2 separate regions of the Homo sapiens genome follow, and region 1 is linked to region 2. The links are chromatin loops, found by intact Hi-C in ENCODE. Cell type or tissue: natural killer cell. All regions are shown on one strand. Each heading gives the region's core, and the rest is flanking DNA. Links, peaks and the distances in the headings are about the cores only.

Region 1 (15,285 bases), core at 2,441-10,440, 66 kb after region 2:
TCGTGCAGAGTCAGCTCTTGCGGATTGTTAAAATATAAATTAACGAGTCAAGGCAGTGGGGGAGAGAGATCATGGCCTGCGTGCCAGTGAGGCGGGTGTGTCTGCAGAGCTGCCTGGGGTGCTACAGAGGCATCCACCCTGCGCCCGTCGCCTCCCCTGGCAGGCCTTCCCATCAGAGCTCTTGCAACCCTGCGGTGGTGGGGGAGTTCCTCGACAATGGAGCACTGCCATGCTCTGGCCCCCGCCGATTCCACGGCACCTCTTTGCACGCCCCCAGCTCACGGATGGGAGGGCTCCCCTGCTCCTGGCTCCTGTTCAAGCTGCCTGGTGAACTAAATTGATTTTTTATCGTTGCTCTGGAGTGAGCTTAATGAATCTGTTAGTGACGGCTGCCTGCCCCAAACGCCTCTTGGTGCCCGCGCCACCAGAACGGCTCTTCCTGAGGAGGAGGCATTATTTAAGGCTCAGCCTGTGCTCCTGAGAGCAGCTGGGCATCAGCTGGGCCATGCCTTGCTCTTCCTGGGGTGTTTCTCTTGCTGGGGTGGGACTGTAATATGGGTCAGAAAATGGAAAGGCAGTCCTGAAAAAGAACGAAGGAAATCCCAGCTACTCGGGAGGCTGAGGCAGGATAATCCCTTGAACCCAGGAGGCGTAGGTTGCAGTGAGCCGAGATCGCGCCATTGCACTCCAGCCTGGGTGACAACAGTGAAACTCTGTCTCAAAAAAAAAAAGGAACGAAGGAGGTTTATCTTAGTGTGTGTTTCTAGGGTCCAACCATCCATCTGTTCCTCCATCCATCTATCCATCTATCCATCCATCTCTCCATCCATTCACCTATCCACACATGCACTCCACCAAACCATTTGTTCATCTGCTCATCCATCTGTCCGTCCACACATCTGTTTGTGCATCCAATCTTCCAAACATGCATGTAAGCATCCATCCATCCACCCATCCGTGTCTCCATGGTTTCATTCATTTATTCATTCATTTTATCATGTACACAACTTATTCTGAAATTCCCAGCATCCTTACTGTGCCCTACGGGGCCCCACATAGCTGCCCTCCACCTATCCCTCATTATTCTTCCACCTTACTCCACTCCAATCACCCTGACTTTGCTGCTGCTCAGACTTACCTCAGGCCCTTTGCACCTGCTGTCTCCTCTGCCAGAAATGCTCTTTCTCCTGCACCCGCGTGGCTTCCTCCCTTCTTTTGCTAGGTCTCTGCTCAAATTTCACCACTTCCTCAAGGCCTTCTCTAATTACTTTTGATGTAAATTAGCAACTCCCCTGTCACTCTTTATCCTTTTCCCCCCTTTTAACTTTTTCAGAGAGCTCCCTGCACTCTGACATTATAGCACACATTTATTTATCTTGTAGTCCATTGTCTTCTGCTAGAATCAAATTCCATGATGATAAGAGCTGTGCCAGTTTCATTTGCTGCCACATCCCCGGGCCCTAGGACAGTGCCTGGCATGGAATTGGCACTCAGTGAGGTTGATTTATTGAATGGATTATTTAATTAGCTAATAACATGTTCTGTCACGTCTGTCACCTAGTACAAGGCACAGTCTTTCCCAACACAGGATGCCAGGTCCCTGGAAACACAGGTTAGGTGGGGGCTGTGGGGACTAAGAGTTGAACCAAACAGCCACACAGGTGATTATAAAATTTCATTTGGGCTAAGAGCTCGAAGAAGTCTCCCTGGGTCTGGTAACATATTTAAGTTGTTTCAGTTGTGTTTTTGTGGCTCACATCCAAGGTATCCTATCTGGCCCCATCAACTGCCTAGATGCCAGCTGAAGCTAGACTGGGTTTCTCAATTCTTTGCTGCCTCTGTCAAGGCTTCCAGCTCCCCTTCTACTGCCTATCTATGCCCCATGCCTTTCCTTGGCATGGAGAGAGGAGACACAGGGGGCAGGCAATCTTTGCCTCTCTGAGTTGGGCCTGGGCCTCGTTCATAGCATAAATATCTCTGAGTTGATTCTCCTACATTTTCCCATTCTTCCATTTGGGACCCAGGCCTATGGTCCTTCCATGCCTAGAGGAAAAAGTGCAGACATAAGCCAGGGGCCCTTCCTGTGTTTTGTTAAATGTCTTCCTGCCTGAAAATATGGCCCTAGATGTTCTCAAGAGGGGAAAGGAAACAGCACACTTTTGGGGCAAGAGGAATGCAGTTGGAGCACCTGGAAACCAAAATGAGGTTGAGGGATGGAAGGTGGGGAATGTACCTGAGTATATTGGGGAGGTGACCAGATCTTGGAAGGAAGAATTGTGGGTGAACCCAGGGAGGTGTAATCCTGGCTACAGGGGTTCCCTGAGACCCTCTTCCCCAAGTTCCCAATGCTCGCAGCTTGAGTATAGCCAATCATGGCTGCTGCAGATGAAATTTCCCTAAACAGTCACAGCAATATTTCCAATCCTACCTTATTCGAATGCCGTACCATATTCCATCAAGAAGTAAAATCTTTTCCCCCTCCTCTTGAACGTGGGAGGGCTTGTAGACTGCTCTGACAAATTTATATTAATAGTGATACTATGTGACTTCTGAGGCTAGGTTGTAAAGATGGAGCTTCCACCTGGCCTTCTTTGTCTTGGGATGCTCAGTCTTGAAACCAACTGCCATGTTGTGAGGAAGCCCAAGATCCATGGAGAAGCCACATGTGGGTGGATATTCTGGGCTCTAGTCCCAGATAAAGTCTTAGCTTATAAACCACCACAAATGTCAAATATGTGAGTGTATTAGATTTCAGAGATTCCAGCTTCCAGACTTCACGAATTCCAGTTGAAATCCTAGAGAACATGAAGCAAAGACTTCATGTTCAGCTTCATGTGGCCTGCCTGAACTCCTAACCCACAGATTCCATGAGCATAATAAATAACTTGTGGTTGCTTTACACCACTGAATTTTGGAGTCATTTTTTTACACAGCCAGAGTAATTGGGACAACAGCTATATATAAGAGTACCCAGTGCTAGGCACTGTCCTAAGCATCTTACAAATATTCATTGATTTAATATTCAAAACGTATGTTAGAAGGCCTATCAATATCTCAATTTAATAGTTGAGGAACTGAGGCACAGGGAGAAGAAGTAACTTGCCCAAGTGGAATTTGCACCCAGGAAGTCTGGCTCCAGAGCCCACACTGTTAACCACTGGGAACGGCAGCCTGTGGCAGTTTGCATCCTGATGATAGTGGTAGGACCATGAAGCTGGTCATTGGTGTCCCAGCTTGATATTTTCAGATACATGATTTTGAGGTCTTGCTGTTGTTGCTTGTGATCAAAATTAGAGGTCTTTCCAATGCTGTAGGATGAGATTTCACTGTCGAATTTAAGTTGATAAATTGATAGATAGATGGATGGATAGATAGATAATAGATAGGTAGATAGATATATAGATAGATAGATAGATACATAGATAGATAGATGGATAGATTAGAATGGATGACGAGATGGGTAGATAGGGAGGGAGACAGATTTGGATGGATGGAAAATAAATAGATGGACAAATGGGGTAGATAGACAGATTGAATGGATAGATGGGTGGATGAATGGACAGATAGTAAGTAGATAGATAAGTAGATAGATAGATTGTTGTTGGTGTTGTTTTTTTTCGTGTCAGAGTTATGGCCAAATGGTAAACATCTGTGATGTATGCAGGATCTAAGAAAGACAAATTAGAAATCGAGTCCCAGCTCCATTTTTCACGGACTTTCTCAAAACCTCAGTTTCCTCATCTGTAAAATGGGCATGATCCTAACCATGGCAAGGAATGTGACAAAGATTTACTGAGAGATAACACTTGCAGAGCACCTAGCATGGTGCCAGCACCTTGTAAATGCCTGGCTCATCCTTACCCCATCCTCTTGTCCGTGCCCTTAGCTTGTCCTTTCTCAGGCCCCCACCCCCTGCCCCCAGCTGGTCTGTGCTCCCAGGAGCTGTCTCACGCAGCGGGGATGCCCCATCACCCACTGCCTGAGAGCGGGGGGTCACAGAAGTGCATCTCCCTCTCCTGTGTGATGCCACGTTCGCTGGCAGCCTCCCGGCGCCCAGCACAGCTGCCAGGCCGGCACGCCTCCTTTCTCACAGCTGCTGGGATGCGACCTTGTCTATCAGGAGGCCCCGGGAAGCCTGCTGAGTATGCTCCCAGCTTGGTAGGTGACATAAATATTTTCCAACATGCAGGCAACAATCTGATTGGTGCCTTCCCTAGAGTACCAAGCTCCAGGCTTGGGGCTGCAAAGGCAGAAAGAAAGAAAAAAAAATTCCTTTTGCCAGTGAAGTCTGGCTCCTTCCTCCTGTGAAGAGTTTAACTCTTCCCGTCCCCGATCTCCTTGTGCAGTCCGCGTTCCCATTCAAACTGCTGACATTCAGCAGGATATTGGCGAGTGCTTACGGTGATGAGGACTGCCCTGGCCCCTGCCCTCCCAGAACACACAGAATATCCACAGCAGCATCTCAGACTTGACACATGTTAGAATGACCCAAGGGGATAATGACATAGTGGTTAGAATTTAAAATGTATTTTTTAAATAGTCCATATCTCTTAGAGATGCATACAGCAATATCCAAGGATGAAATGACACAGTGTCTAGATTGGCTCCAAATTAAGACAAGAGGCAGTAAATTGAGGGAGAAGTGGTGTAGCTAGAACAAGACGGGCTAGGAGTAGAGAGCTGTGGGAGTTGTTCATGCAGCTCAAACTTGAGTGGGCAGCAGAACCTCCTGCAGGGCTTGTCAAATGCAGATTTCTGGAAGCTACTCCAGATACTCACATCCAACAGGTCTGGGATTGGGGGCAGATGCTGCAGGTCTAACAATGCCAGAGGGTTCTGCTGTTGCTGCTACTAGACTACACGTTGCTTTATACTATCCTTTCTACTTTTGTGTATGTTTGAGAATGTCCATGGTAAAAAATTGTTTTAAAAATGTAAAGAATCCATTTTCAAGAGATGCTGAGGCAGGAGGCCTGGCGTGGGGTTTGGGAATCTGCATTTTAATGGGCTCCCTGGTGCTGCTGATATAGATGTTCCATGGTGCACACTTTGAGAAATGCAGGGCTAGGGCAGGCAGACAATTATCTTACCATGTAGTACGCACCATCCTGATGGCAGCCCCAGAAGGCTTCTGGTGAGTCCTAAACTGAAGCTCCACGGAGGAAGAGCTGAAGTTAGTTAGGTGATCATGAGGAAGGGGAGGATGCAGAGGGAATCACACATGCTAAGGCCCAGAGGCAAGAATCAGCAGTACATCTTTTGGAAATGGAAAGAATGATGCAGCTCAAGGAAGTGGGGGTAAGAAGGGGAAGATTTCCAGAGATGAAGCTGGAGAGGTCAGCAAGAGTCAGGTCATGCAGGACCTTGTGGACCATGCCAAGGAGTTTTGACTTCATCCCAGGGACAGTGGGAGCCATGGAGGGTGTTAGGGACCTAATGTGATCATATATGTGATTTGAAATAATGTTTCTGGCTGTGATGTTGATCATAGATGGGAAGGAGTAGAAGCTGGGAGACCCAATGAGGGGGCCTCAGTAGCAACTTGGCTTGAGATGACTGACAGAGAGATGTACAGATCCAAGGGCTCTCTAGGAGGGAGAATGAACAGTACTTGGAGGCTAGATTCTCAAAGGATTTAAAGGCATTTGTGTAAATGGTCCAATCACAGACTGTGATAACAGAGAGAAGGAAGACAGGATAATCTGGGGAAAATGACTGCAGGGTCTGAGGAACGTTTCCTACATTTGTCATTTAAAACCCTCCCACCCTAACCTTGGCATCTACATAAGGTCTAAGGTAGCTCTAGAATAAGACATTGGCTCTAAAAGCTCAACAACTGAGCTTAGTCTTCATCATTTTTATCTGTGTGACCAAGGAAGAGTCTTGTAACCTCCCTGGACTTCAGGCTTCCTGGCTATAAAATGGGAAGACACTACTCAAGGTTGATAAGGCTCAGAACTATGGGAGCTCATGTATGTGCTGAGAACATGTGTCTCCACCCAGCAAACTCCTACCTGGATTCAGAATCCATCTGAGGCATCACCTGCTCCTGCTAGCTCAGATGGGACCAATACCGCCCTTACAATCCTTTCAAATGTTAGGCATGTCTCTTTTGTGACAGTAACAACCCTAAAATGTTTTGTTTTGCTTTGTTTTATTTTGTTGTTTTGTGTCTGTCTTTCCTGCTAGATCCTGAGCTCGGAGTATCTGTGGTGACTAGCCTAGAACTTGACTCACGATAATGCTCTACAAATTCATTTATTTAAGAATTATTCAGTTGAGCCCCTACTATGTACCAGGTGTTGGGAAATACAGAGGTGAAAAATAATAAATGAATGAATAAATGAATGGAAATTTTGAAGCTCTGTGAAATGGAATAGGGGGGCTTTCTATCTGGCAGCCAACGGGATAAGCATTTTTCAAATGGACTATCTTGTTTAATCCTTGAAACTTTCAGAAGGAGAGTGTCTAGTTTCTAACTTTCAGATGAGAAAAACTGAGGCTTGAAGAGGCTAGGCCGGAAAAGATGCCTCAGCCAGGGAGCACTGCTAGCAGAGGTAAGCCCAGGGACTCTACATTCAGAGCCCATACTCTTAACCTCTTCACCCACTGCCTCCTTAGGTAACACTTTCCTGGAAGCCAACACAGAAAATAGAGCCTGGATAGTTATGTAATTCTCCCCAGCTCATAAACAGAAGCAAACCAAACTCCTGGGTGAGACAGGAATGTTCTTGCTTTGAAAGTGGAAAATAGTTGCATAATTTTTGTAGTTCTATTTCTTGAGCAGATACCCATTGTGGTGTTGGCATTTTCTTTTCTTGTTTTGTTTTTTTCTTTTATGTGTTTTCTTTCTCTTTGAGACAGGATCTTGCTCTGTTGCCCAGGCTAGAGTGCAGTGGTGCAATCATAGCTTACTGCAGCCTCGAACTTTTGGGCTCAAGCAATCTCTCTGCCTCAGCTCCCCGAGAAACTGGGACCACAGGTGAGCACCACCACACCTGACCAGGTTTTCTATCTTTTATAGAGATGGGGGTCTTACCAAGTTGCCCAAGCTGGTCTCAAACTCCTGGGCTCAAGCATTCTGCCCGCCTTGGTCTCCCAAAGAGCTGGGATTAGAGGTATGAGCCACCTTGTCCAGCCCCATTGTGTTTTGATCACAGTGGAAAGCAATCCGCATGTGTTAACTTCGTATGGGTAAACAGGGCAGATCCCATTTAACATAGGAAATATGCAGCACTTAGTGAGGTAGAGAGAGAGCCTTGCTTAATGTCATGCAGCAGAGATTTTAGGGGTCAGTGGAGTCTGCCTGACACCCAGGCCCAGCCTGGTCCCCCTCTATCCACCAGGCTGCTCCGACACCCCTCACCCTGGGGACACAGGACACTATAATAAAGAACGTGGTCAGGGCAGTTTTTACAGCAAACACAGGAGGCATCTGACCATGGTGGCTTCTGCTTCCAATTTGAATTAACTTCAAGGGCAAAACATAAAGTAAATAGATTCAGGCAGGTTGCAGCAGACCTACATGTCAGGCAACGCTAGGCATTTGGAGGGCCTAACTGCTATAAGGTAGTCTCAGAATCCCCTGCAGAAGGGAGGCCAGCATATCCCTCATTTTCTGGGCTCCAATGGTGCTGGGCCCATCCCAGCCTCTGAGATAACCAAGGAGCGGTCTGGGATGCAGCTCCCACAGCAGAGCTCTGGCTATGCTGTGATAGCTGGAGAGTCCAGCCCTGCTACTTCTCCCAGGCTGGCGCAGGTGGGGTGAGTGTACTAGATGTCACCTTGCAAATCCTCCCCTGGGAATATTGGGCTTTGTGGGGGAAAGTAAGGAAGGAGATCAACATAGATTCTCACTTTATTCAACCAAATAAATTCCAGATGGATTTTGTAAACTCAGAGTCAAATGTAAAATTTAATAAAAAATTTGCAGACAAAAATGGGGAGTTAATGGTACCAGGGAGAGGAAGGCATTTCTTAAAAAGAAAAACAAAGAAATGAATCACAAAGAAGGGGAAAATTGGATAGATTTGTGTACCTGAAATTAAACTGGAAAAAAATTGGTATGACTAAAGCCATCATAAATGAAATGAAAATCCAACTGGTGAACTGATGAAAAATATTTGCAACGCTTGTGATAAACAAATGCTTAGTGCCCTCAATATTTTTTTACAAAGCTCTTGCATATCTAATAGAAAACATTAAAACCCTTGGAGGAAAAGAGTCAACAGAAATGGACAGCTCCCAGAAGAAGAAATGCAAATGACTAAATGAACAGATGAAAAACATGCACATAGCCAATTTCACTAGGAGGAAATGGTGGGTTTGGAACACATTTTTAATGCGTTTATTTCATGTTGGCAAGAGGAAGTCAAGATAGATCCCTTGACCATGGCAGGAGGAAGAGTCATTTTTCTGGAAGGTATCTGGCTGCCCGTCGTGTACCTTAGAAATTTGTGGTTTCTGACCCAGTGATCCGATGTCCAGGAACTCATCTTCAGAGAAGATCGTAGACACAGAGGTTGGAATCGTCTTACATATTCATAGGTTGTTACGGATGGTACATAAGATGGAATTCTGTATGGCCATTTAGAAAACTTGTGAAAGACTAGTGATTAAGATATAATACGGTGAAAATACACAGGAAACTGTATTTTTAAAATGACTTTGATATGTGTGTGAGCATGTGTCTGGATGGGGCTACATCAATTCGGAAATATTAGTAGAAGGATATTCACCATAAAATTAACAGTAGGTTGGGGAATTGGTGACCATGTTTCATTTTCTTCCTTCTATTTTTGTGTATTTTTTTACATTTTTTATTATAAACACATTTTTATAATAAGAGAAAGTTTCCAGTCAATTCAGTAAAATTAGAAAAGCCTCCCTCAGTTTGGGGCCATTTGTGTTGGCAGGTGCCTCAGAAGGTGTGTATTGGTAAGGCAGCATTTCCCAGCCTCTGCAATCTCGGTGACTGGACACTCTGGGGCAAATAATTCTCTGCTCTGGGGGCTGTAGGATGTTTCATAGCACCCCTGGACGGTAGGGCCACCAGATGCCAGTAGCATACCCCCCACCAAATATCAAACAACCAAAAATATCTCAAGAAGTTGCCAAAATGTCTCCTCACGGGGTAGGGAGAGCAAAAATCACCCCCAGTTGAGCACCAGTGAGGCAGGGATAAGGAAGAAGTACTTTTCATCTGTTGTCTCTGGGGGTGCCATTCATCTATCCGTATTTTGTTCACTTATTCGTCCAGCAGACATTTTCAGATCCTTGTTCTGAGAGCTGGGAGACCTGAATTCTAGTTCCATGTCAGAATTTCACTGTGTGGCCTCAAAAAGTCATCTACGACTCATTTATTTATTTACCAAACACTCCCTGAGCCCTTCTTTGGTCCATGGCCCCGTGAAGGTGTTGTACATGGAGAAGCAGTGTTGCATAACCTCATGCTCTGCCCTCGAGGAGGTCACCGCCCAGTAGAGGCAGCCCCTGTATAAACTGGTATGTTTAGATTTAGTGGGATGAGTGCTCACTGAGGGATGTTAGAGGGAGATGGATGGATGAATGAAAGAGAGAGACACTAATTGACGAGAGCAACACAGATGGCAATGATTTTTAGTATAGCTTTTTGCCTCTGTACCACAGTTTACAAAGTGGAACATTAGACAAGAGATGGTATATTCGGTGGGATAACCAAGGAGAGTTTAACAATAGGATATTAATGACAGCGTTGGAGGAAGACAGAAAGAGCAATAGGGACGATGCAGCACCTTTGCAGGGAGGAGTAGCAGGGAGCCCTTCCAGCCCTAGGCTGAAGGGTGCTGGAGGAGGTGAGTGATACTGGATGCTGGAGGCAGCTGTGGCTGCCTCTGTGAGAAACACTGGGTAGAGCAACCTAGCCACAGCTGACCCAGAGCCAGGCAGGGAGGGAACAGAGGGAAGAAATATCCCAACCTCACTCCTCCCACCCTCCAATTTCCTGACATCACCTCCCATTGGCTGAGCCATACTGGAAGCCAGAGAGCAAGGGACACCGCTGAAATGGCCCACAGTCAGCTGCCTGAATCCAATAGCAGTGGGGTGGGGGAGAAGAAAGAGGATTGAGAGGGGCACACAGAAGATGTCCAACACAGAAAGCACCACGCCTAGCCTTCTCTTTCATCCCTACAACAGTCTTTTAAAGTAGATTTTATTATCCACCTTTTTAAAGAGAGGAAGGAAGCTGAGGTTCAGAGAGGTATGGTGATTTTCCCAAAGTCACACAGAAAACATGGAGATAGAAGAGATGGAGCTGGGATTGAAACCATAGTTTGCTTGAGCCTCTAAGCACCAGGCTTTGTAGTTAGGAGGACCTGGGTTCAAATCCCAGCCCTCACACTTAGTGGCTTTCAGCCTTGGACAATACCTGTGGGTCTCTAAATGTGCTTGTCCATAAAATGGAGTTAGCGATTCCTTCTCCAATGGGACTGTTGAGGGCTGGATCTGGAGTGTAAAAGGTGGGAGCCTTCCTGGATGGTGAGAGAGCTGACTCAGGCAGGCCACCCCCTGTCTGTTCCCCACCAGGCAGTTATTAACCAGAACATCAGATTCTGCATTATGCATGGGGCAATTTGTCCGCCTCCTCCTCCACCTGCAGAATCGATCTTCACGCTCAGCTGCCTCATTGAGATTCAGGTCTGCAGCTCTGGGACTCCATCCCGGCATCTGGTCAATAGCTTATATTTTTAATTTGTCAATAATCAGTCCAGACCTTGGCCAGAGCCCTGTGGAGGGCTCAGCAAGATTGCTCCGCCAGGGAGGGGGAGGCAGCACTGTGCATGGAGGGGAACGGACTCTGAGTCAGGCTGGCAAGCCCAGGTGAGTACCTGTGGTACATGTGGGTACCCACGGCAGCCTGCCTCTCAGACCATGTCTCAGGTGTCAGGAGGCCTAGGGAGTCATGGAACCTGAGTTCCAATCTCAGCTCTGCCACTTTAAGGGTAAGTGCATTTGGCTGGGCATGGTGGCTCACTTTTGTAATCCCAGCATTTTGAGAGGCTGAGGCTGGAGGATCTCTTGAACACAGGAGCTTGAGACCAGCATAAGCAACGTAGCAAGGTCCCCATCTCTACAAAAAATTAAAAAGAGGCCAGGCCTGGTGGAGAACACCTGTAATCCCAGCTACTTGAAAGCTGAGGTGGGAAGATTGCTTCAACCCAAGATTTTGAGGCTGCAGTGAGCTATGATTGCACCATTGCACTCCTAGCCTGGCAGGCAGAGCAAGACCCTGTCTCTCAAAATAATAATAATAATAATAATAATAATAATAATAATAATAATGATAGGTGGACTCAACCAACAGACTAAACCACTCAGAGCCCCCATTTCCCCATTTGTCTAGTAGTTGCTGTAGTAATAGCACACAACTCACAGGTTTGTAGAACAATCAAATGAGTTAATTAATACATGTGACATGCCCAGAACCGTGTCTGGCATGCAGTGAGCACATTACTATATACATTAGCTATTATTGTGATTGCTTTTAGGAAGTCACCCAAGAGAGAAATTGGTAAGTAGACAGTGATTATCAGCATACTTATGAATTCCCAATGCAGATGGGAAAGCTGATACTCACAGAGGGGAAGTGATTGTCCCCATTTTACAGATGAAGAAGCTGAGGCTCAGAGAAGTGAACTCACTTGCCCAAGGTCACACAGCTGGGGTCCAGTGGAGCTGGCACTGCAAGCCCACAGAGTCTAACTCCAGGCTCTATGCTTCTAACCACCATGTGAATAAAGATTCTACATTACAAATGTCAAAAACAAACCTTCCTGTCTTCATTCTTGGCATTTTTAGGTAATAAGTGCATTTCCTTCTTTTCTCCCTGACAAGCAGGCACCAAGTGCCCACAGGATGGCAGGGGAGGTGAGGAGAAGGGCAAGAAACTCTGTTTCTCCTCGTGGGTTCTTACCCATCCTGTTACTAAAGAAAACCTCAGCTCTTACCCGTTCTGTGCTCCTCCCTAAAGAAAAAGCCCAGGGGAGGCCATGGGAGCTGAAAGAGAGGAGCTTCAGGAAGGTAGTGTTGGTCAAGGAGGAAGCAGACTTCTGTCCATGGTGAGCAGACAACCTACAAAAGGGGAGAAAATGTTTGCAAACTATGCATCTGACAAAGGTCTAATATCCAGCATCTATAAGGAACATAAACACATTTACAAGAAAGGAAACCCATTAAAAAACTTGGTGAAAGACATATACAGATACATTCTTTTGTTCTTTTCAAAAGAAGACGTACATGCAGCCAAGAAGCATGTGAAAAAAAAGCTCAACATCACTGATGATTAAAGAAATACAAATCAAAACCACAATGAGACACCATCTCACACCAGCCAGAGTGGCTATTACTAAAAAGTCAAAAAAATAAGATGCTGGTGAGGATGTGGAGAAAAAGGAACGCTTATACACTGTTGGTGGGAGTGTAAATTAGTTCAACCATTGTGGAAAGCAGTGTGGTAATTCCTCAAAGAACAAAAACATAAATACCATTCAACCAAGCAATCTTATTACTGGGTAGATACCCAAAGAAATATAAATCATTCTATCATAAAGACACACGCATGCATATGTTCACTGCACTATTCATAATAGCAAAGGCATGGAATCAACCTAAATGCCCATCAATGGTAGACTGGATAAAGAAAATGTGGTACATACACATCATGGAATACTATACAGCTGTGAAAAAGAACAAGATCATGTCCTTTGCTGGAACGTGGATGGAGCTGGAGGCCATTATCCTTAGCAAACTAACACAGGAATAGAAAACCAACCATCACATATTCTCACTTATAAATGGGAGCTAAATGATGAAAACACATGGACACATAGGGGAACCACACACGCTGGGGCCTACCAAAGGGTGGAGGTTTGGAGGAGGGAGAGGATCAGGAAAAATAACTAATGGATACTAGGCTTATTACCTGAGTCATGGAATAATCATGTACAAGAGATGCCACAAGTTTACCTATATACCAAACCTGAACTTAAAATAAAAGTTAAAAATATATAGTTAGTGTTAGAGCCAGGACTTGAACACAGGACACCGAAGGCTAGTCCAGGGCTTTTTGTCTGTTCATGGCTTCTTGCCTCGACCTTTGCCTCTAACATCACATCTGCTTGATTCTTGATTCTGCTGTCACTGCCTGTGCCTATCTGTCTCTTCTTGTGGACTTCACTGTCAGCTCCATGGGACAGGGTCAGCCCCCACCATTCTTCTACAGCCCTGCCCAGAGAACCCAGTCCAAAGCTGGGCTCCCACCCATGAGAAGCAGACATGGTCCAGCAGTGAGCACTGGACTCTAAGTCAAAACACCTGATGTCATCACCTCCTAGACATGGAGTCCAAGGTGAGTCCATCCAGCCTTAGTTCATTCACCTGCTACCTGAGAGCCATGACACTTGCATGGTTTGGTGGATTGGAGGATTCTCTGAGACAACCCACATAAATGCTCCTGACACTATGTTGGTTAAAAAGCAGGCTCACAAGAAACATGCACTTCTATGGCTTTTCCTCCTGCAGCCTTTGGGACCCAGGAAGCCTTGGAGATTTTCTCCTATCTTCATCCTCCCATGCTCTGCTGTCTCCAGAGAAACTACCTCCTGAGTCTACATCTATTGAAAGACACTTTTCCACCAGAGAACTCCCCAGACATCAGTCGAATCCCCCATACATAGAATTCGGAAGCTGTTAAATGGCCCCAGAGAATCACGGAACCTCCTGGGACTGATTGTGAAGTGTGAATCACAGCAGGATGTGAGAGAGTCCCAGAAATCAGTGCTTCTGGAGCCTCAGCACTGATTTCTGACCCCTAGTCTGACCCCTTTCCCAATGATGAGATGGGAAACTGAGGCTTTGGGAGAGGGAGTGGCTTGTTCAAAGACCCAGAGCTACCGGCTGGTGCAGAGCTGGGATTCCGTTCTCTATGCATTGCACTATTCATCTTCTCACAAAGATGCTGGGGGAAGTGGGTGGCCAGGAGGAAACCCATCCTCAGGGCTTTAGACAACTCCAAGAGAAACAGGATCTCTCCCAAGTCTCCTAATGCAATCATCTTCACAGACTTTATTGAATGTTCAGTGAGGAAAGATGAGTTCTGGTCTATGCTTTGCTCTCAGCTTTCTGGATGAACACAGACAAGTCATGTATCATCTGTACATCCTAGTTACTCCGTCTACCATGGGTCATAAGTATTCACTGAAGTAATAAGCAGAATAGCTCCATCATCACCAACATCATTATCATCTCCTTCTCCTCTTCCAACTCTTCTTCTTCCTCCTTTTCCTCTTCCTTTTCCTTCTGTCTTTTTTTCTTCTTCCTTTCCTCCTCCACCTTCTTCTCCCTCCCCTCCTCAGTTCACGTTTATTAAGTATTTTTATCATACTCAAGACACACTTCAAAAACGTTTATAGGAAACTTAGGAGGAAGGTACTATTACCCTATTCTCCAGATGATAAAACATAAGACTGGAAATATTATTTGTTTGCATTGGGTCACCATAAGATCCCCAGAGAAGCAACCAGCATTTGGACCAGGGGGCCAGTCAGAGAGCAGAGCCGGCACCCTTCATTCTGCCCTGATCCTCCTCCCATGTGGAAGGGATTTGCCACTGACAAAACCCTGCAAAGCTTGGCAATGATTCTTTTCATTGATGCCCTTTCTGGCATTACAGTCCAGAGAAGTCACGTTTGAACCTAAGCATGACACATTGAACCTAAGCTGGAGGGCCAGCTTTAATTCTTCCTGCCTCTCCCTCGGCCGGGGCTGAAGACAGCAGGTGGGTTTGCTGAGTGGCACTCAGACGTGAAATGGGTCAGAGAACAAATGAGGAAGGAGAATTTAACATGTTTGGGTTCCTTTGTGGCTGGAGTGTAGCCATGCAAGAAGTGAATTGAGCCTACAGATTTCCCATGGGGCTGGGGTTGACAGAGAAGCCCTCGAGCAGGGACGTGGGGGAGCTGCTGCTCAACTTTTGTACTAGCCCAGGGTCCCTCCAGGTTTTCTAGACGTTGAAGGTGCTGTTCCACCTGCTGTGTGGCCCAGGCAGGTCACCTCCCTCTCTGGGTTCCAATTACTCTATCAGTGAAACAAGCACATTGGAGATGAGAAAGAATAGTGCTAACTTCCTTGAGTTTCCTGTGGACAAAGCCTTTATGCTGACTAGCACCAATTGGTACTATCTGTCAGGGTGTTTCTTAAAAATACCAATACCAGGCTCTGTCCCAAAACAACTGCATAAAAATATTT
Region 2 (15,285 bases), core at 3,635-11,634:
GAGCTGGCCAACTGGGTCCCTGTTGGGAGAATTATCTCCCTGGATGCCTTCTGTGTAGCCAAACCGCATTTTAGGATAGAGGTGAGGGCTGGGGGTGGGGCCGGCGGTTGGGGGGTGGGGGGTTGTTTTTACAGTAGTTGTAAAATTTCAGTGCATTTTTTTATATCGAATCCTTTGCCAACATTTAAAAATAAGGAGGTGTTCGCATCAAAGTTGTGATTTTCACCACCTCCTGAGAAATGACGGGAGCTGACCACATGTAACCCACACCCTCATGGGACATCCTTCACTGGTGCCTGGCACCAGCGGGCCCTGGAAACAGGATGGGTGACTCCTGTTCACCATCTATTCCCAGCCCAGCTCCTGTGAGTATCTTATTTTTGCCTCCATTACTGAATGTAATGAACCATGGGGGCCCTGCTCACCTGCCACTTGCAAAGGAGCTACTGTGCCTGGCCACTTTCCCTTTCCCTTAGTCCCCTGCATTTACCACTTTCTTCCATCTCTCTGAGATGCACTTTCCTCCCGAAAATTCCTATCACCACCCACTCCCGCCCAGCCCAGCTTTGGCGTCTCCTCCACTAGAAGGTGTTCACTGGCCATTGCCACCTACCCCCCAAAACCTCCAAGCAGCATCCGTCACCCTTGACCTTGTGCGTGCCTCTTTGAATGAACTCTTCACACCACAGCTCAACCCCACCTCAAGGTTCATCTGGGCGTTTTTCCCTCGCCTGCAAGCCCCTTGGAAGTGAAGGCCCTGCCTTCTTTATGGCTACATCCCAAATGCAGAATAGAATCTGGCACATGGGAGGTGTGAAGTCCTTGTTTGAATTTTTGAATGAATTATTCAATGAGAGCTGCCTCTTTGTTGTCTCCAAAGGGAGGCTGGAATAAGAAAAAAGGAGAAAGTGATGATTACAGAGAACCCACTCTGTACCTGCCATTCGGCCTAGGTTGGGCCCCATAAGTTAAAGAGAGAATCTCAGGCTCCACCTTTCACCTTAAAATTGATCAGCTGTTAAGACATTGACCCCCCGCCAAAAGCCAGTCCTCAGTGTAAGGTAAAATCTGATACCAGTGGTTAAAATCTTCTTTAAATATCAATCTAGTTACCTATACACACATTTATATTGCGATCTGTACCTACAATATCTTTCATCTAAATCTCATTTCAGTTTTGGGTTGATCATAACAGCAAGCATTTGAAAACTATGGAAAGACCCATCACTAAGGCACTAGTTTGACATATTGCGCTGTATTTAAGTACTGGAATATTCTGACACCACGAACATCAGATGGCCACTTATGAGCACAAGAAGGAATTCATCCAAGGGCATAAGTCAAACCATGATGGGACATGAGGGGGCTGCCATGTCTGAAAACCATGGCTCTTCATCTATAAACACATATGTGAGAGAGATGGTTAGAACTGTTTGAGCTAAATGTTAAGTATGGTCTTCCTAAGCAAGGAGCTTTCTGATGATTTTTGTTATAAGTTTCCATTCTCCCAGAATATTTCATATTAATTGTGACTTTTTTTCCCCAAAGCCCTAAAATGGCTGTAAGCTCATTGCTCTGGTATCTCATTTTCCCTTCCTCTCCTGTCTGATTGCCTGACCTTCCCTGCAGGTGCCATGATCAGTGTGTGATGGAGTGGGTCTGGGCCAATTTCTCCCATTTTGGCAAAGTCTCAGCTGACTTTGTTCGCGTTTTCAGTTCCAGAAGTCAAGGCCCCATATTGAGCTGGATTTTGCAAATATTTGATCCTGAAGCAGAGTCATCAAAAGTTCAGATGAGAAGGAGCCATGGAGATGATCAAGAATAAGCCCTATTTAGTGCAGATGGGGACACTGAGGCCCAGGAGAAGGGTGTTGGAAATAGCCGGTAGTCAGAGCCAGGCGTAGCTGGCTCAGAATGCTGGTTCTGTCACTTCCTGGCTGGGTGATCTTGAGCCAGTCCTTTCCCCTCTGTGTTATTCCATCCTGTATCTCATTTATAAAACTGGAAAAATAATAGCAATTTCAGCTAAGGGTTATTCTAAGGATGAAATGGGAGAGTAACTGGGCCTGAGCTTTTGAAAACTGCAAAACACTCTCAGATTAGAATTCTCACCATGAACTTGAACGAATATCCCCAACCATGGGAAATATATATATATATATTTATTTATTTATTTATTTATTATATATAATAAAAATTATATATATATAATAAAAATCGGGCTGGGTGCAGTGGCTCATATCTATAATCCCAACACTTTGGGAGGCTGAGACAGAGGACCTCTTGAGTTCAGGAATTTGAGATCAGCCTGGGCAACATAGCAAGACCCCATCTCTACAAAAAACAAAAAATTAGACAGCCTTGGCGGTGCACATCTATAGTCCCAGCTATTCCAGAGGTTGAGGCAGGAGGATTGCTTGAGCACAGGAGTTCAAGGCTGCAGTAAGGTATGATTGTGCCATGCACTCCAGCTTGGGAGACAGAATGAGACCCCATGTCAAAAAAATAAAATAAAATAAAAATTCGGATCATCAGAACACTGGAGCTCCTGGGAAGACTATACCAATCTCACATTTGCCGAGATTTGGAGTCTACGCTGCTGGGACTGAGTGGACCCTGGGATGTTCTTATTTCCCCTAGAGGCTGCCCTCTCCCCTCAATGAACAGCTTAAACTTTCTTACAAATGCCTCCTGGCTAAGGGCCTTCTGGGGACACTCTCAGAGGGTGTCTCTCCTGGGTTGGGGATCCTCTAATCAAGAAAAAGTGGTGGAGGAGGAAGTTGTGAGGAGAAGCAATAATCAACTCCGGGTCAGCAAGGCGGCTGACCAGGGGCCTAGCAGGAGGAAACCTCTCTGGAAAGGGCTCCCACCCAGCCGGCTCTCCCACAATGCACCAGGTGCCTTCTGCTGATAAGAACGGGCCGCGCAACCTTGAGGCGTGCGACAGGAATAGACGAGAAACGTGTCTATTCTTGAGGTCTGTAAAAGGAAACTCCTGTTTGCTGAAGAGCAGGCCGATAGGAGAGGAAAAGGGTCAAGGCCTTGGGTGTTATTTCCCCTCCGATTTTTTTGTTTTGTTTTGTTTTGTTTTGTTTTCCACTTTTTTTTTTTTTTTTAACTAAAGGGAAAAGGGAATGTTGCATTTACCTGGGAGGGTGGATGGCAAGATGTGGAGATTTAAAGGAGTTGGAATGAGCTCTGAGATTTCAACCCTGAAACTGTGATTTTGTCCTGAGTGTGAAGTTGTGGAAGACTTTTATTTCTTCTTTATCCTTTGCTAAATTTTGCCAGATATTCTTATTGTGAGTAAGCACTGTGCTTCTAATGAGGAAAAAATTAAATAAAAGTTGGCTTTGGATGCAAGTTTTGAATTTCATGTCTGTCTTTCATTTTTATTTTTAGAAATAGGGTCTCGCTTGTTGCCCAGGCTGGAGTACAGTGATGCAATCATAGCTCCCTGCAGCCTTCAACTCCTGGGCTCAAGTGATCCTCCTTCCTCAGCCTCCCAAGTAGCTAGGACGACAGTATACTCCACAATGCCCCATTAATTGTTATTTTTTATTTTTTTGTAGAAACGGGGTCTCCCTATGTTGCCCAGGCTGGTTTCAAACTTCTAGCCTAAAGTGATCCTCCCTCCTTGGCCTCCCAATGTGCTGGCATTACAGACATGAGCCACCGTGCTTGTCTGGATTTCATTTCCTGTTTGCTCTGAGTACAGTTACTAAAGCAGAAGAGTATGTTTTCTGTGATCCAGGGACAATCTCCAAGTGCGGTACTGCTCATCTAGAGAAGATGGACAAGACGGTTACATGCCCCACACTCCATTGCTGGGGAAATGTTCTGGAAAACAGCTGGGCAGTTTCTTATGAAGTTAAACATACACTTATCATATGACCCAGCATTCTCACTCCTGGATATTTACTGTAGAGAAACAAAAATTTATCTTCACACAAAAATCTATACATGAAAGTTTGTAGCAGGTTTATTCATGATAGCCCCAAACAGGAAATAACCCAGATGTCCTTCAATAGTTGAGTGTTTAAACAAACTGTGATACATTCATGTGATGAAATACTACTCAGCAATGAAAAGGGAAAGATCATTAATACATGCAACACCCTGGATGGATCTCAAAGGCATTATGGCAAATGAAAGAAAGCCAGTCTCAGAAGGCGATGGGCTGGGTGATTCATTTCCATAACATTCTCGAAGTGACATCATTACGATGGTGGAGAACCCATCAGTGGTTACCAAGAGTGGTTGGGGTGGGGTGTGGCTATCAGGGGTAGCCTGAGTTTTTTTGTGATGATCAACAGTTGTGTATCTTGGTCATGGTAATCGTTACTCAAATTTATATATGATAGGATTTCATGGAATTTTATACACACACACACACACACACACACACACACACACACACATGCAAAGTTCACATAAAAGTATAGAAATCCAGGGCTGGGCATGGTGGCTCATCCCTGTAATCCCAGCACTTGATTGAGTCCTGCTTGAGTCCAGGAGTTCCAGACCAGCCTGGGTGACATGGTGAAAACCTGTCTCTACAAAAAAAAAAAAAAAAAAAAAAAAAATACAAAAATACAAAAAAAAACAACAACAAATCTCCAGTGAAATCCAAATTAGGTTATTTTCGAATTAATAGTATTATACTAATGTCAATTTACAGGTTTTGATAACTTTACTATGGTCATGTAAGATATTATCATTAGGGGAGGCTGGGTGAAGGGTACATAGGAACTCTCGTGACAATTTTTGCAACTTCTTGGGAATCATAAACTATTTACAAATAAAATCATATTAAAAATATGAAAAGAAAAAATATTTTTAAAAAATCTACCTCCAGCTGGCCCTTAGGGTTAGTGGTTGAGGATAGAAAGGCAAATGAGGGCTATTTGAAAGAAACTCAAGACATGGTTCAGCATGCCCCTGAATGTCAATGTGGCCACAATTAGCAAACATCACCTCCAGAACCAGTGAGGCCTGGAAGAATCATAAAGTACAAAAGTCATGGCAGCAACAGTAGCTAATTATTCTCTTCCAACTGACTTATTGCTATTACCATCCTAAATTTTCAACAACAATGACAGCAATGAAAAACAGTCTCTAATGTCAGTAGCAGAACTACCCAGTGGTTGGGATTATGGATTCAGGATTCAGGAAAATTTGGTTGATGATGGCTTCTCTATCAAATAGCTGTGTGGTTCCAGGCAAGTATATTTTCCTAGCTTCTCTGAGTGATATATTGTCCATATAAAAATTGGATGCATCAGGATCCTTTCAGATTTGAGTAACAGAAACCCAATTCAACTTGCGTGAGAGACGAGGAATGTATTAGTTCGCAGAACTGTAAAATCAAAAGCTCTACTAGCTTCAGATATGGTTGGATCTAGGTGCTCACAGAGTGTTCTCAGAACTGTATCTCATCTCCACTCTGCTTTCTTTGTGCTGGTTTCATTCTTAGGCAGGACCTTCCCTCATGATGACAAAGGGGATGCCAATAACTCTAAGCCTACATCCTGTTATTGTTCAGCCCTTGTCATTGAAAAAACAGCCCTTTCCTGATAGTCACAGCTAAAGTCCTGCAATCAAGTCTCATTTCTGGAATTTATCACATGCCCATCTCTCTGACCATCACTAATACCAGAGGAATGGAACGCACTTATTAATCAGGGCTAAACCATGGCTGGACTCCTGCTCTCCCATAGCAGTCAGAGAACAACCCTATTAGAAGCACATGAGAATGTTTTTCGGGAAGAAAATCAACATATCTTTAGCATAAAGAAGGAAGATTGGAAATTGGGCTGGCAGAATCAACAGATGTCAGGAAAAGAGGAAAATAGCATCATTATAAGGACAGAATATTACATGAGACGGTTAAAGCACCCATTAGGAGGTTAACAAAGAGCTTTTCTCAACGAAGCACAGTGGCTCATGCCTGTAATCCCAGCACTTTGGGAGGCCGAGGCAGGTGGATCACTTGAGCTCAGGAGTTCGAGATCAGCCTAGGCAACATGGTGAAACTCCATCTCTACAAAAAATTTTTAAAAAATAGCCAGTGATGGTGGCAGGTGCCTGTAGTCCCAGCTACTAAGCAGCCTGAGGGGGGAGAATCACTTGAGCCAGGGAGGCAGAGGTTGCAGTGAGCTGCGATCACAACACTGCCCTCTAGCCTGGGTGACACAATCAGACCCTGTCTTAAAAAAAAAAAAAAAAAACAAAAAAAACAAACTTTTCTCTTTTCTCCACTTTCACTGGTCAATACTGTTATGAAATGAATCTGGTGCTTTGAAGAATTCAGCCTGCCATTTGCACCCACTCAGCTGTCTCAGGCAAGTCCCTCAGCAGCACCTGGCTCCCTTTCTTACAGAGCCTTCCCCAATCCTGAGCTATTTTCCATTAGTCCCCATTTGAGATTTTGCCTTCCTTACCAAACTGCTTGCCTTTGAAGAGTCTCATTTCTTCTTTCCTTTGAAAATTAGGGCCAGCCAGCATGAATGGCTGTGTGCCAGGCACAGTGCTAGACACTCTTCATTGTAAATTGTCACCCTAAGGGCAGATGGCATAGCTCCATTTTGCAGATGAACAAACTGAGTTTCAGAGGGGGACCAGCACATAGTTTGAAAATGGCAGAGCCTGATCTCAAACCCAGAGGCTTCAAATGCCATTGGCTTCAGAAGAAACCCCCTCAGTATCCCACAAGATTTCACCAGCGAAATTCAACCGGCAAAGCAGACCCAAGCATGGAACCTCCCCCACCTGCTCCAGTTTCTCCTGTTCCCATTCTAATGGGCTGCTATTTCTCTCTCTCTCTTTATGAAGCTGATCTACTGGAGACCAGGGCATTAATATCACTGTAAACCAAGCCCGAGATGGAGCAATTAGCGGCACAATTACTTCCTCTGCTCCACTTTCACCAGAGCCCAGAAATAGCATTCCATCCAGCATGCTATGCTAGGCTGGGGCACTGTTTTAATGGGGCTGAGGAACCCTTGTTCTTGCCCAATACATTATTAAAATGAAATGTGTGCTTATTATGATCAACCAACTTGTGCAACGCAAATCAGAAAGCACCTTTTTGGTGGCTGGATTATGGGCTGGTGTCAAGGAAGTCCCCTCGTCTTCTAAGCAAACCACACTTGTTCCCTCTTCACTCAATTGCTGTCCTTTCAACACACACGCACATGCACACACACGTACATGCGCACACACGCATGCATGCCTGATGGGCTTTTTTCTTCCTCTTAAAGTGATACAAAAGAAGCTCCTTTTCTTTATGTTTATCTTTTCCATTTCCTGCCCCTCCTAACCCAGGAAGTCTGGTTGCCGTTGTCTTATTCTGTGTGAGCCAATGTGTGCATGCATGCGTGTGTGTGCATGTGTGTGTGTGTGCTTGTGTGTGTGTGTGTTTCCTGGTCATTATTTTTCCTAACTGCATCCCCTTGAGTCGAAACTCAACCACGTTTGGAAAATAAATAGTGCTAGTGCTACATTTGTTAAAGCTGGAGCCCGTTGTCATGAGCAGCCTGGTTGTTGGGTACTCTGTGCGTGTGTCCAGAGAAATGGAATCATTCACCGGGCCAGGCTCTCTGGCTAAGCTAGGAGCAGTATTCTGTGACTCCCTTCAATGCCTGGTTTTCTGGGTTTCTTTGTTTGTTGGTTTGGTTAGATTGGGACACCCAGAAGGGCTGACATGTTTAGCCAAAGCCAGCATGCTTAGTGACGTTCGAGCATTTTAAGAAAATTACAAAAGCTCGCGTTTCCTGAGAACCTACTCTGAGCCAAGCACTATGCGACAGCTGCATCTACAGTGTCTGGATTGGATTTAGTTTTCTAGGTGTGATTCACCCAGCATGCCAGAGCCCTTGGATGTAGAATCTGGCATACAATAGGCAATTAGTATTAATAATAACAATAACTAGAACTCATTTGCATACTGTGTCCTGGGCAGTATGTAAATCTTACATGGTATTAATATTTTGTAGATTAATATTATATATTTAGTAATAATGTATCTGATTTAATGAAAAGTGTTTCCAACATACAGATAAAGATAGAGATAATATCATAAACACCAGCTTTTAAAAATCTTAACCTTATGGTCTCTTTGCTGCAGATTTTTTTCTTCTTGAACAAGACACTGCAGATAGAATCACCCTCTGTGTGCCAACCCTAATCTCAGTTTTCCCTCCTATCCTCCTACCACCAGCCTAAATTTGGAGTTTATTATGCCAATAGATGTTTTTAAATGTTTATTACACGATTATGTATCCATAAACATTATGTCGTGTTGCTCATGCAGGTTTTTAAACTTTATATAAATGGTATCTAGCCCTACATATCATTCTGCATCTAGCTTTTTTCTTCATACTTTACATAGATAATCACATTTAATCCTCGTAACAGCCTTAGGTGTCAGGCACCATTTTACGGATGAGGAAGGCGAGGTGCGGAAAGGTTAAAGCACAAACTCTAACATTAATTAAAGCTAAATATACATTTAAGCTGTGACTCAGCAATTTTATTCCTGAGTATATACCCCTCGAAAAACGAGTGTGCAGGGCTATTGAAGACTTGCACAAGAATGCCCATAAGAGCTTTATTCAAAAGAGCTAAAAAATAGAAACAACCAAAATGTGTATCAATGGGGAAATGGATAAACAAACTGTGATGAAGTCACACGGTGGAATATTATACAGCAAAGAAAAAGAATGAATGACGGCTGCACCCAATAGGAAAGATGCATTTCAGAAATGGAATGCTGAGTCAAAGAAGCCAGGCACAAAGGAAACATATTGTATGGTTCCACCTATATGAAGTTCAGAAATGGACAGAACTAGTTGATGATAACAGGGATCAGAGCAATGATTACTTCTGGGGGTAGAGGGCAAGATTGAGAAGGTCATGATGGCAGGGGCTGCTGGGTTATTGGAAATATTCTGCTCCTAATCGTAGTGCTGGTTACACAAGGTTATGTGTATTAGTCTGACCAGGCTACCATAACAAAATACCACAGACTGGGTAGGTTGGACAACCGAAGTTTACTTTCTTACAATTCTGGAAGCTGGAAGTGTAAGATCAGGGGCCAGCAGGTTTGGTCTCTCTTGAGATCTCTCTCCTTGGCTTGCAGGTGGCCGTCTTCTCGCCGTGTCCTCACATGGCCTTTCCTCTGTACACATGCATCCGTGCATGACATCAGTAAAATGGATTAGGGCCCACCCTAATGGCCTCATTTTACTTTACTTCTTTAAAGATCTTGTCTTCAAATACAGCCATTTTCCCAAGTTATGAAGGTCAGGACTTCAATAGATAACTTTTCAGGGGGTGGGAGGACACAATTTAGTCTACAACACTATGCACATGCAGAAATTCTTCAGGTTTTGCTTTTAGATTTATGCATTGTATTATATGTGTGCTGTGCCTCAGTGATGATGATGGTGACGATGACAAATCACTTGTGCAGATTCCTACATGTCACCCCAGCAGAGCCTATTTGAATCCAGACTGACTTCTGTATCTTGCACATGACCCTCACTCTGTGAATATTTACAAAAGGCGGGTGGAAGGGTTGGTAGAGTTACCTGCCAAAGGTCAGGCACTGATTAAGTGGAAAAGGTAATATTTGAACCTAGTTCTTCCTGACTCCACATCCAAACTGTTTTTTTTTTTTTGGTTTTTTTATCTGACCACTTCCAGGAACAAAGCCAGGGCTCTCTGGGCACCTGAGTATCCATTCTCTTTGTATCATCCATTCCATGTCCAGAACACATTCACATCCATGCTTATAGTTCCTCATTGCCTGAAGCCTGCTGGGTGGGGCATAGTATGAATACTTGCCCTCATCATCCCCATTTCACAGATGCATAAACAGAGGCCAGTCAGTATGCCTGCAGACTGTGGATAGAGCCTGAAGCCTCAGGTTAGGCAGCTTGCATCCAGCTGTGAGTCCCAGCTAGGGGAACTGAGTCAGCCGCCATCACTCCGTGTCTCGGTTTTCTGACCTCTCAGGTGGGTATCATGATGCTGGCTTTGGAGGGTAGCTGTGAGTATTAAATTACGCTGATGCAGGGCAGGTGAGCCCCCCAAATTGGGGTTTAGCTTGCGAGAGTTCTTGGCTTTGCCTAGGAAATAATTCAAGGGCTTCAAGGGCTAGCCAGTGGTGTTAGCAACTTTTCTTGAAGTGGCAGTGTACCACAGCAGCAGAGGTACTTCTTCTTGCAGAGCAGGGCTACCCCATAGGCAATGTGCCCAGAGTAGCAGCTCAGAGGCAGTCCTGCAGTCATATTTATACCCACTTTTAATTATATGCAAATTAAAGGGTGCATTATGCAGAAATTTCTAGAAAAGGGTTGGAAACTTTCCAGTCATCGGGTTGTTGCCATGGAAAGGGGCAGTAACTTCCAGGTGTTGCCATGGCAATGATAAACTGACATGGCACACTGACAGGCATTTCCTATGGAAAGGTGTTTTCACCCTGTCCCTATTTTAGCTAGTCTTCAGTTTGGTCCCGTACCTGAGCCCTGCCTCCAGAGTCAAGTCCCATGTCCTACCTCAATGCCATGCCTATAAAGGGGGTAGCACTGTGCTTGACACACCATCCAATCTCCTCTCTCTTTGCCTGAAGCTTTAGATTCCCTTTCGATTCAGGGTTCCTTGTTTGTGGCTTGGAGTTGGCCTCTGAGGTCTCTTGTGCTTAAAGATTCCATGATTTATGGCATTTTATGTAAACATTGAGGACACACTCAGCTCTGCACAGGACAGAGAGGAAGGAGGAGATACAGGCTGGCATGGTCTCTAATTCCAAGAGGGTAACAATAATGTTAGTGGGGGAGGCAACACATCCAGATCAGCTGTCCTCTGCTTCTTCTGTTTATCCTGAAACACCCTTAGGCCATGACTGCAACTCAGTGACAAGATTCGCTCCTGCATCTGGCTTGTGAAGGATTTGGAAGGGATGGCACAGCTTGGGATGAACTTGCACAGAGGACCTGGGCACTGGGGCATCATCCCCTGGGATGGCCACCCCACTGCAGCTGGCATTTACTGAGCATTCTACTCCATATTAGCCTATAAAACCAGAAGAGAAAACAAGAGCCTTCACCTCACAGAGCAACATAAAAATAACCTTAAAACAGGCATCTATAAATGTGGAGCTGGTAATTATTCGGATCTAGTTAACCATGCAACAAAATGGAATAAACTCGGCTCCATTAGCCTTACTGTAAAAGCACTTTTTGGTGATTCATGTTTATTAAACTGTTAACATTTAAAAGAGTGGATGCTCACTGTCATTTCTGCTTTGGAACCTGGTACAGAAGAAAATACACACTTGTGGGAAAGGGGATTGGATCCAGCAGAACTTGTTAATATTTCTCTTTTGCCACCCTCTGCTCAAATGAGAACTTCCTCAACCATTCACTCATTCACATTACAGGTATTTGTTGAGCATCTTTTATGTCTCAGGAGCTTGTCTAAGTGCTGGTGCTACCACAGTGAGCAAAACAGCTGCCTATCTCATGGAGCTGGTGTGCCAATGGCGTCAGACCAATCAAAGTAAGTAACTTCTTCTATGACTGGAGTGCCTGGCCTAAATCTCTACCTGGACAACATTAAAACTGCAACTCCTGATTCCCATCGCATTCTTATTCCCTGGCTTTAGCGTTCTTCCGTAATAGCTGCCTGAACCTGCTCCTGTCATGGTGGTTGCAAATACCGATTTGCTAATAATTATTTTTATTTTTATTTTTATTTAATTTCGAGATGGAGTTTTCCCTTGTCACCCAGGCTGGAGCGCAATGATGCGATCTCGGCACACTGCAACCACTGCCTCCCGGGTTCAAGCGATTCTCCTGCTTCAGGCTCCCGAGCAGCTAGAATTACAGGCACCCACCACCAAGCCTGGACACTTTTTTGTATTTTTAGTAGAGACAGGGTTTCATCACATTGGCCAGGCTGGTCTTGAATGCCTGACCTCAGGTGGTCCACCCGCCTCAGCCTCCCAAAGTGCTGGGATTACAGGCGTGAGCCACCGTGCCCGGTCCCTCCACAATTATTAGTTGGCTGCCTAGTGTGAGGAAGGGTTGTGTCTTCTTTCCTTTATCTATTTATTATCAGAATGAATTCTTACTTTATTCAGTGGTCTGTGATCCATTATTAAGGTCATTAAAAAGAAAAGACTGAGAAATGGTTCTAGAATAAAGAGTTGGATACTCAGGAGAAACTCAAGAAACATGACATCTAAATGCAATGTGCGATCCTAGCCCAGAGATCATGGGGAAACATTTCCGAAGTGTGTTATTAGGACCACTGGTGGAATTTGAGTAGGGGCTGCTGGAAAGGCTAGTGCGCGCATCCATGGTGAATTCTCCTGTTTTCGTGATTCTACTGTGGCCATGTACGAGTTTGCTTTGGTACTTAGAAACTGCACACTGAACTATTTAATGAGAGGGTGAGCAACTGTCCCGGTTTGCTCAGGACGCTGAGGGGTTTCCCAATGTGTAGGGCTTTCTGTGCTAGAGCTAGGAAAATACCAGGCAAACCAGGATAATTGGTCACTGTGGAAATGAAGCATCAAAACCACAATTTTATCAAATAGTTTAGAAAAAATTTAATTTATGTACATACTTATGTGTGTGTGTGTGTGTGTGTGTGTGTGTGTGTGTGTGTGTGTGTATACCTATATAGAGAGAGCAAGCTTCTATATATTTGGTGATAAATTTAATCAGAAAATGATTAAGAAATGTGACAATGGCCAAGTGTGGTGGCTCACGCCTGTAATCCCAGCACTTTCGGAGGCCAAGGAGGGTGGCTCATCTGAGGTCAGGAGTTCGAGACCAGCTTGGCCAACATGGTGAAACCCCGTCTCTACCAAAAATACAAAAATTAGCCAGGTGTGGTGCTGCGCACCTGTAGTCCCACCTACTCAGGAGACTGAGGCAGGAGAATTGCTTGAACCTGGGAGGCGGAAGTTGCAGTGAGCCGAGATCGTGTCACTGCACTTCAGCCTGGGCGACAAAAGCGAGACCCTGTCCTGCACCCCCCCCCCACCCCAAGAAAAGAGAAATGTGACAAAACATTTCCAATTGCTGAAGCTGGAGAAAAGCAAAGAGAAATGTATTGCTCTAGGGGCTGACAGAATAAAGTACCCAAAACTGGGTGGCTTAGAACAGCAGAAATGTGTTGAGCCATAGCTCCGGAGGCCAGAAATCTGTGCTTGAGGTATCAGCAGGGCCATGCTCCATCCAACCTGTAGGGGAAGGATTCTTCCTCGTCTTTTCCTGCTTCTAGTGGCCTCAAACATTCCTTAGCTTACAGCAGGATTCCTCCAATCTCTACATGGCCTTCTTCCTGTGTGTCTTCACATCATCTTCCCTCTGTGCATGCCTGTCTCTGTCCACATTTCCCCTTTCTAAAAGGACCCCAGTCATGGAGGATTAGGGTTCACCCTAGTGACCTCATTTTTACTCTGTTACCTCGGACAAGACCCCATTTCCAAAGAAGATCCCATTGCAAGGCACTGGGGATTAGGACATCAGCATCTCTTTTTTGAGATGACACACTTCGACACAGAGCAGTACTATTCTCACAACTATTTTGTAAATGTGCAATTATATCAGAGAAAAAGTTCTAAGAATACAAACTGGATAATGTTACTGCATCTCAAGACCCTCAGTGGGGTCCTGAGGCTCTTAAGATAAATCTCCGCAAGCCTCTGTGATCCAAGCTATATAAGTGAGAGCCCCAGATGGGTCAGTTTAGGAGACTTTGAAAAAAGAAACTATTTTCTTTTTTTTTTGAAACACAGTTTCACTCTTGTTGCCCAGGCTGGAGTGCAGTGGTGCAATCTTGGCTCATCGCAACCTCTGCCTCCTGGGTTCAAGTGATTCTCCTGCCTCGGCCTCCCGTGTAGCTGGGATTACAGGTGTGCGCCACCACGCCTGGCTAATTTTGTATTTTCAGTAGAGATGGGGTTTCTCCATGTTGGTCAGGCTTGTCTCGAACTCCTGACCGCAGGTGATCTGCCCGCCTCAGCCTCCCAAAGTGCTGGGATTACAGGCATGAGCCACCACACCCAGCCAGGAACTATTTTCAAAGGTAGGGGAGAACCCCAAGGGCTAGTAACAGTGGGGAGCTGCCACCCCCAGGCCTGGAAGGACAGGGGACAGAGTGGGGAGAGGAGGCCGTGTGGGAAGGTCCTTGACAATGCAGCTTGCCCTATAGTGTCCCTACATGCAGGAAGCTGGAAGAGACAATATACCCACCTCAGAGTCCTCCAATCCTTGCATCTATTGCTGGCTCCCTGATGGCTGGCTGCAACCTGAAGTCATCAGTGCTGTGAAAGACACACCACATGGTTATTGTCCTGAGCACCAAGCATAGAGGAGCAGGGTGGAGAGTGGTCCACAGGGGTTGTGGCAGGTGCTGGCTCCAGTGCTCTCCACTTTCACTCCCACATTCATCTTACACACCAGCTTCACCTGTGTTAGCACCTGCACTTCCTCTACCTTCCTCTACCATCTTGATCTCTATCTATATCTTGGCCCCAGTGCACAGCAACCTATATCCCCTCTCTACAGCCCTCATCAAACTAGAGCTTTGTCTTTTACATGATCAGTGATCCACAGCTCAGCTCTGTGTCCCCCTCCAGAGCATGAGCTTCCCAAGGGCAAGAACAACCCTGTCTGATTTGCTCTTCTCTGTAACTCTTTCCGAGTGCACATAGTAGGTGCACAATAAAGAGCTGGCAAAAAGGCCAGGCGTAGTGGCTCACAACTGTAATCCCAGCACTTTGGAAGGACAAGGTGGGTGGATCACTTGAGGTGTGAAGTTCGAGACCAACCTGGCCAACATGGTGAAACCCAGTCTCTGCTAAAAAAAATACAAAAAATTAGCAGGGTGTGGTGGTGCACACCTGTAATTCCAGCTACTAGGGAGGCTGAGGCAGGAGAATTGCTTGAACCCAGGAGGCAGAGGTTGCAGTGAGCCAAGACTGTGCCACTGCACTCCAGCCTGGGTGATGGAGTGAGACTCTCTGTGTCTCAAAAAAATGCCGAGACTCTCTCTCTCTCTCTCTCTCTCTCTCTCTCTCTCAAAAAAAAAGAAAAAAAAAAGAGTTGGCAAATGACTAAGGAAATGAGGAGCGCAGGTGAAGAAGACTGGGAAGTTATCCAAAGAAAATGGGAGAACGGGACTGATATCCAGGTTTTTTGATGCCCACACCAGTGACTGCAGCACCCCCCACCTCCAAAACCTATAGCTTAGTCAACTTCATTT

The links. Hi-C counts contacts between places; a loop is a spot of excess contacts. Peaks named below come from ENCODE experiments on the same cell type or tissue, not always from the same donor. Only the 100,000 strongest peaks of a DNase experiment are listed, where the experiment ranks them.
Region 1: a loop joins it to region 2, with 4 times the contacts of the local background. A loop is called at or near these places in 2 of 110 quality-filtered maps.

What each region holds. Positions count from the first base shown.
Region 1 is chr22:27,075,711-27,090,995 of GRCh38, reverse strand. No RefSeq gene overlaps it. Among named protein-coding and RNA genes, the nearest start is that of LINC01638, 140 kb to the left of the region's middle. In natural killer cell, for the core only: no CTCF peak of the experiment used is centred there; no DNase peak of the experiment used is centred there.
Region 2 is chr22:27,142,518-27,157,802 of GRCh38, reverse strand. It overlaps LOC107985534 (a long non-coding RNA gene), which reads right to left. Exons shown (of 3, transcript XR_001755607.2): 2 at 14,274-14,344; 3 at 8,579-11,079. Among named protein-coding and RNA genes, the nearest start is that of LINC01638, 75 kb to the left of the region's middle. In natural killer cell, for the core only: no CTCF peak of the experiment used is centred there; a DNase peak (open chromatin) is centred at 7,132.